Linked DNA regions of Homo sapiens: region 1 is linked to region 2. The links are chromatin contacts, found by Hi-C in ENCODE. All regions are on one chromosome and are shown on one strand. The core of a region is the stretch at or near the end of the contact, and the rest is flanking DNA. Distances in the headings are between cores, read along the strand shown. Region 1 has its middle 32 kb from the start of GOLGA6A. Region 2 holds the start of ISLR (immunoglobulin superfamily containing leucine rich repeat).

Evidence for each region. Hi-C counts contacts between places; a loop is a spot of excess contacts on that map. Pooled maps may share reads with other maps.
Region 1: a pooled map shows a loop between it and region 2 (2.7-fold over the local background). The contact joins the enhancer-like site here to the promoter of ISLR in region 2. A Hi-C loop is called at or near these places in 3 of 50 pooled maps.

The regions. Positions count from the first base shown.
Region 1 is chr15:74,048,227-74,052,983 of GRCh38, reverse strand. No RefSeq gene overlaps it. Among named protein-coding and RNA genes, the nearest start is that of GOLGA6A, 32 kb to the left of the region's middle. RefSeq lists an enhancer at 4,497-4,706. Within about 2 kb of position 1,388, at least 20 of the 41 ENCODE cell types and tissues checked have a DNase peak (open chromatin) inside an H3K27ac peak, as active enhancers do.
Region 2 is chr15:74,170,761-74,175,084 of GRCh38, reverse strand. It overlaps ISLR (immunoglobulin superfamily containing leucine rich repeat), which reads right to left and starts at 1,375. Exons shown (of 2, transcript NM_005545.4): 1 at 1,066-1,375; 2 at 1-234. The coding sequence starts at 226. RefSeq lists enhancers at 1-653, 654-1,641, 1,642-2,630.

The sequences.
Region 1 (4,757 bases), core at 139-2,638, 120 kb after region 2:
TCCAAGTCCCCACCAGACTTAGGAGCCCAGCTGGCTTCACCCAGTGGATCCCGCACGGGGGCCGCAGGTGGAGCTGCCTGCCAGTCCCGCGCCGTGCGCAGGCACTCCTCAGCCCTTGGGTGGTCGATGGGACTGGGTGCCATGGAGCAGGGGGTGGCGCTCGTCCTGGAGGCTCCGGCCGCACAGGAGCCCATAGCGGGGCGGTGGGGGGAGGCTCAGGCGTGGAGGGCTGCAGGTCCAGATCCCTGCCCCGCGGGGAGGCAGCTAAGGCCTGGCGAGAAGTCGAGCACAGCAGCTGCTGGCCCAGGTGCTAAGCCCCTCACTTGCGGGGGGCTGGCGGGGCCCGCTGGCCGCTCCCAGTGCTGGGCCTGCGGACCATGCCCACCCGGAACTCGCGCTGGCCCACAAGCGCCGCGCGCAGCCCCGGTTCCTGCCTGCGCCTCTCCCTCCACACCTCCCCGCAAGCTGAGGGAGCCGGCTCTGGCCTCGGCCAGCCCAGGAAGGGGCTCCCACCATGCAGTGGCGGGCTGAAGGGCTCCTCAAGTGCCGCCAAAGTGGGAGCCAAGGCAGGGGAGGCCCGAGAGCGAGCCAGGGCTGCCAGCAGGCTGTCACCTCTCAGTAGGATTGTGAAGCATACAGCTGGAGCTTCCCAGGTGACATTCCCCACATCTGTCTTTCCCCTAACACTTTAGGGTAGTGGGGAAGCAAGAGAGCTTAAGCTTACTAAGCTCCTACCGTGTACTGGCCAGAGTGGGCACTTTTCTTTCCAGCCTTGCAATTGATGGGAAATAGGTGATTGTACAAATAGGATACAGGATCAGAGTGGGCTGGCGATGTGCTCACAGTCTCTCAGCTGAAACTGGAATCCAGGAGTCTTTGACTCTAAAGCTAGTGCTCGTTTTGGGTCTCCAGCTTAAGCAATAGTTGCAAAATGCAAAGAGCACCATGAAAATCTAATATTGATCCATGTAAGACTGTATTGCAAACAGAAACATGGAGTGACTTCGTGGGGGGTGACGGCGAGATGGGGAGATTATCTCAGGTCTATGTAACCTGGGAAGTCTCCGAGAAAAATGAATGAAGCATGACTAAGTGCAATTTGTCTGATAAACAAAATCTGTCAGAACGTGGGGCTTTGTGGGTCCTGAGTGAAGGTGAACCCATAGTGCTGGATATTTGCTAAGGTGTTCTTTATAAAATCACTCAGGGCCTCAGTGCCTCCACCTTCTTCATGACCCTAGGTCCACTTGCCTCGGCCTCCCAAAGTGCTGGGATTACAGGCATGAGCCACTGCGCCCAGCTGGTTGGTCTGACTTACTGTGCAATCAATCCACCCTGGGGTCGGCCAGGGCTTTAAGGCTCTAGAACTGTAGGAGATAGTCAGTGCTCCTGAATTCCACCCCCAGGCCTTCTGCACTCAGTCTGAGAGGAATGATTTCAGGAAATCAGACAAGCAACACAGGATTTCACAATATCTCATACTTGTCTGACTGGCTAGCATTTTGGAAAATTTCTGCGGTTAGCTAGCTAGCTTTTGTAATGTGCTTGGCTATCAAGTTTGGGATATTTATAATATTTATAAACTGAATTTAGCACAGTCCAGGCAGCTGGTCTTAGTTTAAGGAAGTTCCTTGAGCCAAGAATGAAGGAATTTTCCCCTCACTTGACAGCAAATGCATTTTGTAAGGGTGAACAGAGACGTCCAAACTTCCTGTTTTTTGTTTTTGTTTGTTTGGTTGTTTCATTTTGTTTTTGTTTGTTTGCTTTTAGTATGGGGAGAATCTGTTGAAATTCTAGACTCTTCTCTCAACAGAGTCTCCACAGGTATTTGCTTTATTCAGGTCCAGCGGGTCTGGAGCTGACATCTGGATTCAGAGACAAAAATAAGTGACGGTACTGGCCCCATTCCTCCCCTAGCCCCAGGCTCAGCCTGTGCCTGTGCCTGGGACCAGGACCAAGGCCACTACAGGCGAGTGTGTTCTCAGAAACCTGGATCTCCATTCCCTTCCATCTCCCTCCATCTGGCCCACCTAGTCTCCACCCACATAGAGGTGCAGCCCGCATCCCACCCACTCCTTCCCGTGACCACTTCTTACCTACATTGTAACGGGGTGGGGCCTTACCCTAAATCATGCATTCTCAACAGAGGCATTATCACCCCACAGAGGATGAAAAGGCAGGGGAGGAAGGGCAGTTGACCATCTTGGCTATTACCATGGTTTCTGACCCTCCAAAGGCTCACAGTCCATACATATGTCCATGTAAGGAAGAAGTAAAACCATCTCTATTCGCAGATGATGCGATCTTGTATCTAGAAAATCCTATGGAATGTACAGTGTATCTATGGTATTAAAATTTCATACAGGGAGGCACAATTGGGAAAAGATGCTAAAAATGCTCCTTAAGAGGACAATAATAATAATTATAAAAAGGTCCAGAAACACTGCCCTAAATGAAAAAATTAAAATGAAAGTTCAAGCACAGGGATGAGAAGGTGGGGGTAGCTTCCAGAGACCTGCCTTCTGCATCACCTGAGACTGACAACTCAGGAGAGCACAGAAAGGAGAGAAGGAGAGACCAGGCAGCCTGTCCCCCAACACGTGGCCATGCGCTCCATGATGTAGGCCACAGATGGTGCCAGTCTAGACACAGGCTCCCCGCAGGCAAATCCCAGCTCTGCCACATACAAGTTTAATGACCCTGACGAGGTACTCAGCCTTGCTGCCCTGCTGTGCTCCTCTGTAGGAGGAAGATGGGCTGTAACCACATAGGACAGTTGGGAAGATTAAAGGTTACTTGTGCTAAATGGTGAAATCGTGTCTGGTACCCAGTTGTCTTACCTGGTTGTCCCATGCTCTCCCTCCTGGGCAGGATTGCCCACTCCTCAGTCCCTCCAATCCGATTGGTGTACATTGACCTTGTTGGAGTTGTGAGCTCAGGCAGAGCCCCTGCCAGGTGCTTCTAGAAGAGGATTTGGGGGAAAAGGCAGATTGAACTTGGGGTGCCTATTAGGGGGTCGAGAAGCTCCTGCCCATCTGTTCACAGTTCCATGGACTTTTCAGTTACTAAAGTCACAAAGACTTGTGGCCTGAAGAGTGACTTTAACTCCATTTCTAACTAAATTCCTAACTCACCCCAATTCTAACTCAATTCCTAATTCCTAAGGTTTATTCTCAACCTTAAGCACCAAATGTGCCCCTCCATCTGATCTAATCCCAAATCCTAACCTGGGGCCTCCCCTGAACTTTAGCTCTAACCCTCACCCCGATTCTAAGCCCACCCCATCCTTACCCCAGTTCTAACTTGGGCCCTATCCTTAGCTGTGGAGCTCACCCTAAGTCCACTGGTAACCCAGTATTTCCCCAAATTAACAGGCCATTCACTTCCACAGTCATAAGTTTTCCTCTACCTGTGTCCCTTCCGAGTGTGGAGTTACTTACTATTTGTCCTAAGTGGATCTTTAAAGAATTCCACTTCAGCATCATTCTGAGCAACTAGATCCCAGAAATCACAATTTTTTTTTTTTTTTGAGATGGTGTCTCACTCTGTTGCCCAGGCTGGAGTGCAGTGGCACAATCTCAGCTCACTGCAGCCTCTGCCTCCCGGGTTCAAACAATTCTCCTGCCTCAGCCTCCCGAGTAGCTGGGCCTACAGGTGCACACCACCACACCCGGTTAATTTTTTGTATTTTTAGTAGAGAGAGGGTTTCACTGTGTTAGCCAGGATGATCTTGATCTCCTGACCTCATGATCCACCTGCCTTGGCCTCCCAAAGTGCTGGGATTACAGGCGTGAGCCATCACACCTGGCCAGAAATCAGACTTTCGATGAGCTGGTTGTATTGTTTCTTTTTTTCTTTTTCCTTTTTTTTTTTTTTTTTTTTTGAGACGGAATTTCACTCTTGTCATCTAGGCTGGAGTGCAGTGGCACAATCGCGGCTCACTGCAACCTCCTCTTCCCAGGTTCAAGCAATTCTCCTGCTTCAGAGCTTCCCGAATAGCTGGGATTGCAGGCACGGGCCACCACACCCAGCAAATTTTTGTATTTTTAGTAGAGACAGGTTTCACCATGTTGGCCAGGCTGGTCTCGAACTCCTGACCTCAAGTGAACCACCCGCGTCGGCCTCCCAAAGTGAGTGCTGGGATTACAGGTGTGAGCCACCGCGCATGGCCTGGTTGTATTGTTTCTAACAGATGTTAAACTAAATATAAAAGGTTTAACATTTTAAAAAAATGTTTCTCCACGTGCCTCGTATCTACAGTTATCTCCCATACCACAGGAAGCACGCATAGCACTTTAGAAAGGACTGAGCTGCCTGAGCTTAAACCACCAGCACCACCAGCACTACCGTGGCCCATGCCCGTTGCCAGGCACCGGGTGGCGGGGGGGGGGGGGGGGAGGGGGGGTGCGCTGCAGCGCCCTCTGCTGGCAGAGTCCGGGAGCAGCCCTAGCTCAGCTCCCCTTCTCGCCAGGCAGGGTTCCCTGTGTCCTACCCCCTTTGACTTGACATTTGGTGCATTCCAGCCCGGGTGGTATGCACACTAGCCATGGAGTTTCCTTAATTGTGAGGAGTGAGGAAAGATGAGAAGGGAGCCCCTTACTCTAGGCTTAGGTGCTGGAGGCACCTGGGGTGTGAGGCGGAGACAAGGCTGAGGTCAGAGGAGGAGATGGGGCCTGCTGGCAGGGCTAGGCTGAGGGTGAGACTCTGAGGCATGGAGAGTGGTCAGGGTTGGGGCCAGGAGTCAGAGTGAGGCTGGG
Region 2 (4,324 bases), core at 126-2,625:
GCAGGGGCACCTCCCTGAAGGCACCCTCCGGCAAGCCTGGCAGCCGGTTGGCTGACAGGCTCAGTGTAGTCACATTGGCCGGGAAGCCAGGCGGCACGGATTCTAGGTCGCGGTAGGCACAGTCGGCGATCTGGAAGCCATACTTTTCCCCACAGTCGCAGGGCTCAGGGCAGGCCTGAGCCAGGCCCAGGAGAAGCGCCCACCAGAGCAGATGCAGCTCCTGCATGGTGCCTCCTGCAGAGAAAGGCATGTCACCCAGGGGATCCCGAGAACCTGCCAAAGGGACTCATTCCTCCCACAAGCCCAGCCAGAGCTCTTTCCCATCAGGAGGCCCTGTCCCACATAACCCAGCTAAATCCCAACACCACCTAGCCCACCGCCCCCATCCTACGGAAGGAGAAACTGAGGCCAAGAGAAGGGCGGAGACTTGCCCGAGGTCACGCAGCCAGGCAGGATGAAGACGGGATGGAAGAGGACCCCAGCTCCTCCTCCGAGTGGAGAGTTCTCCCTGCCTCGGCCTGTTCCTAGCTGACTTTATGACTTGAAATCTGTTTTCCAGCCACCCCCCTCCCCCAGCACTTTGCAGAACCTCCCCCTGCCCTCCCACATCCTGGCCGCAGTCCCTCCCACCGGAGCCCCCCATAGGTATGCTTTGCCTTGGCCCAGACGAGGCCCCTTGTGCAGTGCACACCACCCCCATCCACTCCACCCGCCCTCTCCCGCTCCTCCGGCCATGACCGCAGCAGACACCAGGCCTTTTCTGTGGAATCACACCCGTGGCCTGTTCTGTTCAAACTTAGCCAGGCAGCTGCCTAAATAAACCCCCGCCAGGACCTCTCAGCTGACTTGGGTGAGGCCAGAGGCTCAGCCCAAACGCAGCTGGGATTTCTGGGGCCTCAGTTGTGGGTTGTGGAAGAAGCAGATGCCCCCTGGACGGCTCCAAGCTAGGGATTGTCCCACGCACCTCAGACCAGCAGGGATGGACCAAGAGGGAACCAGCCCCTATGTCCAACAGGCCTCCCGCTCCCGCCGCTGGCCCTGGAGCCCTCCTCCCCACTGGCTTACCTTCAAGCTACTCTTAGTCAAGCGGAGCCTCTTCTAAGGTGGAACCAAAAAGCAACAGAGGACCTTAGCCCTGAGAGTCTGCAGGGCCACGGGCGCCCAAGGGAGGACTTGGATGCTGGGGCGAGGGGCAGCCTGGTCCCACCCCACCTTCGATGTGCAGGCCTGTGCCCTCCCTGCCCCAGACAGGGTGCCTGGAACCATCCACTGAGAGGAGGCGGCAGGGAGGAGCCCGGGGCAGCCCGCGCACTCCCTCCTTCCAGCAAAACAACTGCTTCTCTGCAGCAACAAGGACCTGTGTTTCATAAGTGACACCAGAAACTTGAGGGGGGAAGAGATGCCAAATTTTTTTGGGTTGTGTTTTTTCTCTCTCTCTCACTCACTTTTAGCAGCTTCAACTTCCTTAAAGACACAGCACTGTCTGGAAAGGACCCAAGAAATGATGGGGCCAGGAGGATTTTAGCGGGGGAAGGGCGAGAAATTGAATCTCATGGAAGGTGGGAGATTTCCACTTCAAACAAGAAAAAACGGGAAGCTTTTGTCCAAGCCAGGGTTGTATGTGTGTTGGTGTGTATACGTGTGTGTGTGTGTACAAGTTTGTGGGTGTGAGGGTGCGTATTTCTGGATTTGTATGTGTGTTTGCATGGATGTGGGTATGAAACCATGTACATGAGTTTGTGTGTGAGTGTGTGTGTGTGTCTGTCTTGGTGTGGGTTTGTGTGTGGAAGTGAGTGTGCATCCATGTGTGTGTGTTTCAGTGAAAAGCCAAGAAGGCCAAAGTGTACAAAGCAGATACCAACCCTTCGGTGAAAGCCAAGATGTTAGGCATTTTTTTTTTTTTTAAGAAAACATATCCTGCTGGCTCTGAGACTGAGCTGCGCTAAATGCATGTTGTTGTCCAGGGAGCTCCCAAGACTCCAGGCCCCGCCCCTCACTGCGCTCCCCACTGGCTGGGGAGGAAACAGGGAGGCCTGGCTCAGAAAACTCAGGGCGGGAGCCTGTTGACCTTCAGTGCTCCTGGCTGGGATTCTGAGCCACCCAGGCCCACTGCCCACTGGGCACCCAGAGGGGAGGCCAAGGGGCCGCACTCCCGGAGAGTTCTCTCTGTGTCCCCCACAGGGCCCAAAATCCCACTGTTGGTGCTGGACATCTACGCGGTCAGCATCGGCCTCTCTGAGCTCCACTGTTCCAACACCAACTGTGTGGAAGGGGCAGACGCCTCCAGGGTGAGGATATGTGACCCCTTTTCCAAACGGGAAGGCCCAGGGGAGGGGAATGGGGAAACAAAAGAGGCCCAAAACGAGGGAGCTGGAAGAGAAACCGAAAGATGAAGGAGCCCAGAAAAGAACTTTGTAGACTGAAGAATTTTGCTCTCCACAGACAAGCCTACCGTATCCCCTCAGTAGCCCTCCCCAAGCTTCCTTGGCCTTCCATCTGATAACTGGTTGAATTCTGCTCATGACTCAACTTACCCTCTCAGCAGGGCCAAGGGCAGACAGGGCTCATCTTTGGCTGAAAGCATCCCCAGGAAGCCTGCCCCAGCTCATCACACCCCATTCCCTGTCACCAAGCAAGGCCACAGAAGTCCCCAGCATGCTGCCTGCAAAACACCCGAGTCTGATGCTGAGGATATTATTATGGTCCAATGGAGAGCACCCTCTCTTTCCCCTGCAGAGGAAGCCCTCTCTTGCATCATCCTGACTGTGCTGGAGAATTTCTAGGAAAGTCCTGAATTTGGTGGGCCAACCAGAGGCTGCAAGAAACACATCCAGGGTTCAGTAAACCAGAGGGGAGACTCAGTGACCTCAGTGTCAGTCAGGGAGGGCTTCCTGGTGGAGGGGGCTTCACTATGTTCTGCACAGCCCATACACACACCCTCACCTGCACAAAGTCTGTGCCACCAGCTTTACCTCCAGGGTGCTCTGAGGAGCTCATAGTTCCCACCCCACCTCCCTCCTTGCAAGCACATCAGGGTCAGAGTACAAGCACCTCCTCAGCCCTCAGTTCCCAGTGACTGTTCTCTCAGACATTCCTGACTTTTCTTCATAGCTCCTCCTATAAGCTGTGATTATTTATTCATGCGTGCTTAATGTGCGACCCCTTACTAGAGAGGAAGCCCACTGAGGGCAGAGGCCTTAACTTCCCAGGTGCTATTGATCTCCAGCACAGGGAAGACACTCTGTAAGCGCCCCCTTCATGGCATGATGGACAAGTTGGGTGGTCATCAGAAGGAAGCATTTTAGAGCTCACCCACTTCATCTCCTCATCAACTTACAGATAGGGCCTTTGGGCCCAGGCTAGGGAAGGGGCATGCCCAAGACATTTTAGAGAATATTTCATACAGTGTAGGAGACCCATGCTCTGTTGGGTGGGTGAGTATGTCAGCAGCCTTCTGGGGGCAGGGAGTCTGTCCCCTCATTCCCTACCTAAGACCTTAATGACAGCCAAACACTAAGCTCAGACTCCCACCTCAAAACAGATGTGGGGGGCTGAGGGCGGGAAAAGTGGGAGGGACCAGCCCACCTGGGCAGAAATGAGACTGTGCGTGCTGGTCACTGATGTATCTTCCTGGTCTGCTCAGGTCCTGCCACTGCCTGCAAGGTGTGGCCATACCCGCTTCCACCAGGAAGGACAATAAGGCCGCCAGGATCTCAGCCAAGGACTATTGACTCTCCAAGGTGTCTCACAGTGGGACAGGTGGGCCTGCTCCTCAGCAGAGCCCAGGAGCAGTTGTGCAGGCCTCTGAGGATGGGGCGTATGACCTCCTGGGTTGCCCCTCTGCTCTTCTCTTGCTGTCAGAGCTCAAGTTCTTTCTGTAAAGCCCACCTCACAGGAGATCATGCCAGCAGGCAGGGAGACAAGTCAGAAGTCGGGCTCCCTGATCTTTTCAGGCTGGGAGCTTCCTGTGGGCTGTCTGGGCTGCCATCTCCCCTCTCCTGGCCTCCTCTAAATTGGGCTCAGGCCTGAGATGGGGACCCTTGGTGAGTATGTGCGGCCCTGACTGTCCCCAGAACTAGGAGGCCAAGCTTGGGAGCCCCTCCTGTGAGTCCTGGCCCTGTCTCCTGTGGGTCCCTGGCAGCTTGTAGGGTGACCAGCCAACAGTCCTGGTTCACCTGGAACTGATGGGTTTTCTGGGACATGGGACTTTCCATGCTAAAATCGAGACAGTCTCAGCAAACCAGTACAGTTGGTCACCCTAGCAGGGGAGGGGGGCTCACTCCCTCCCACAGTTTTTCTTTCCCCCTGCTCCCCTTCCTGCCTG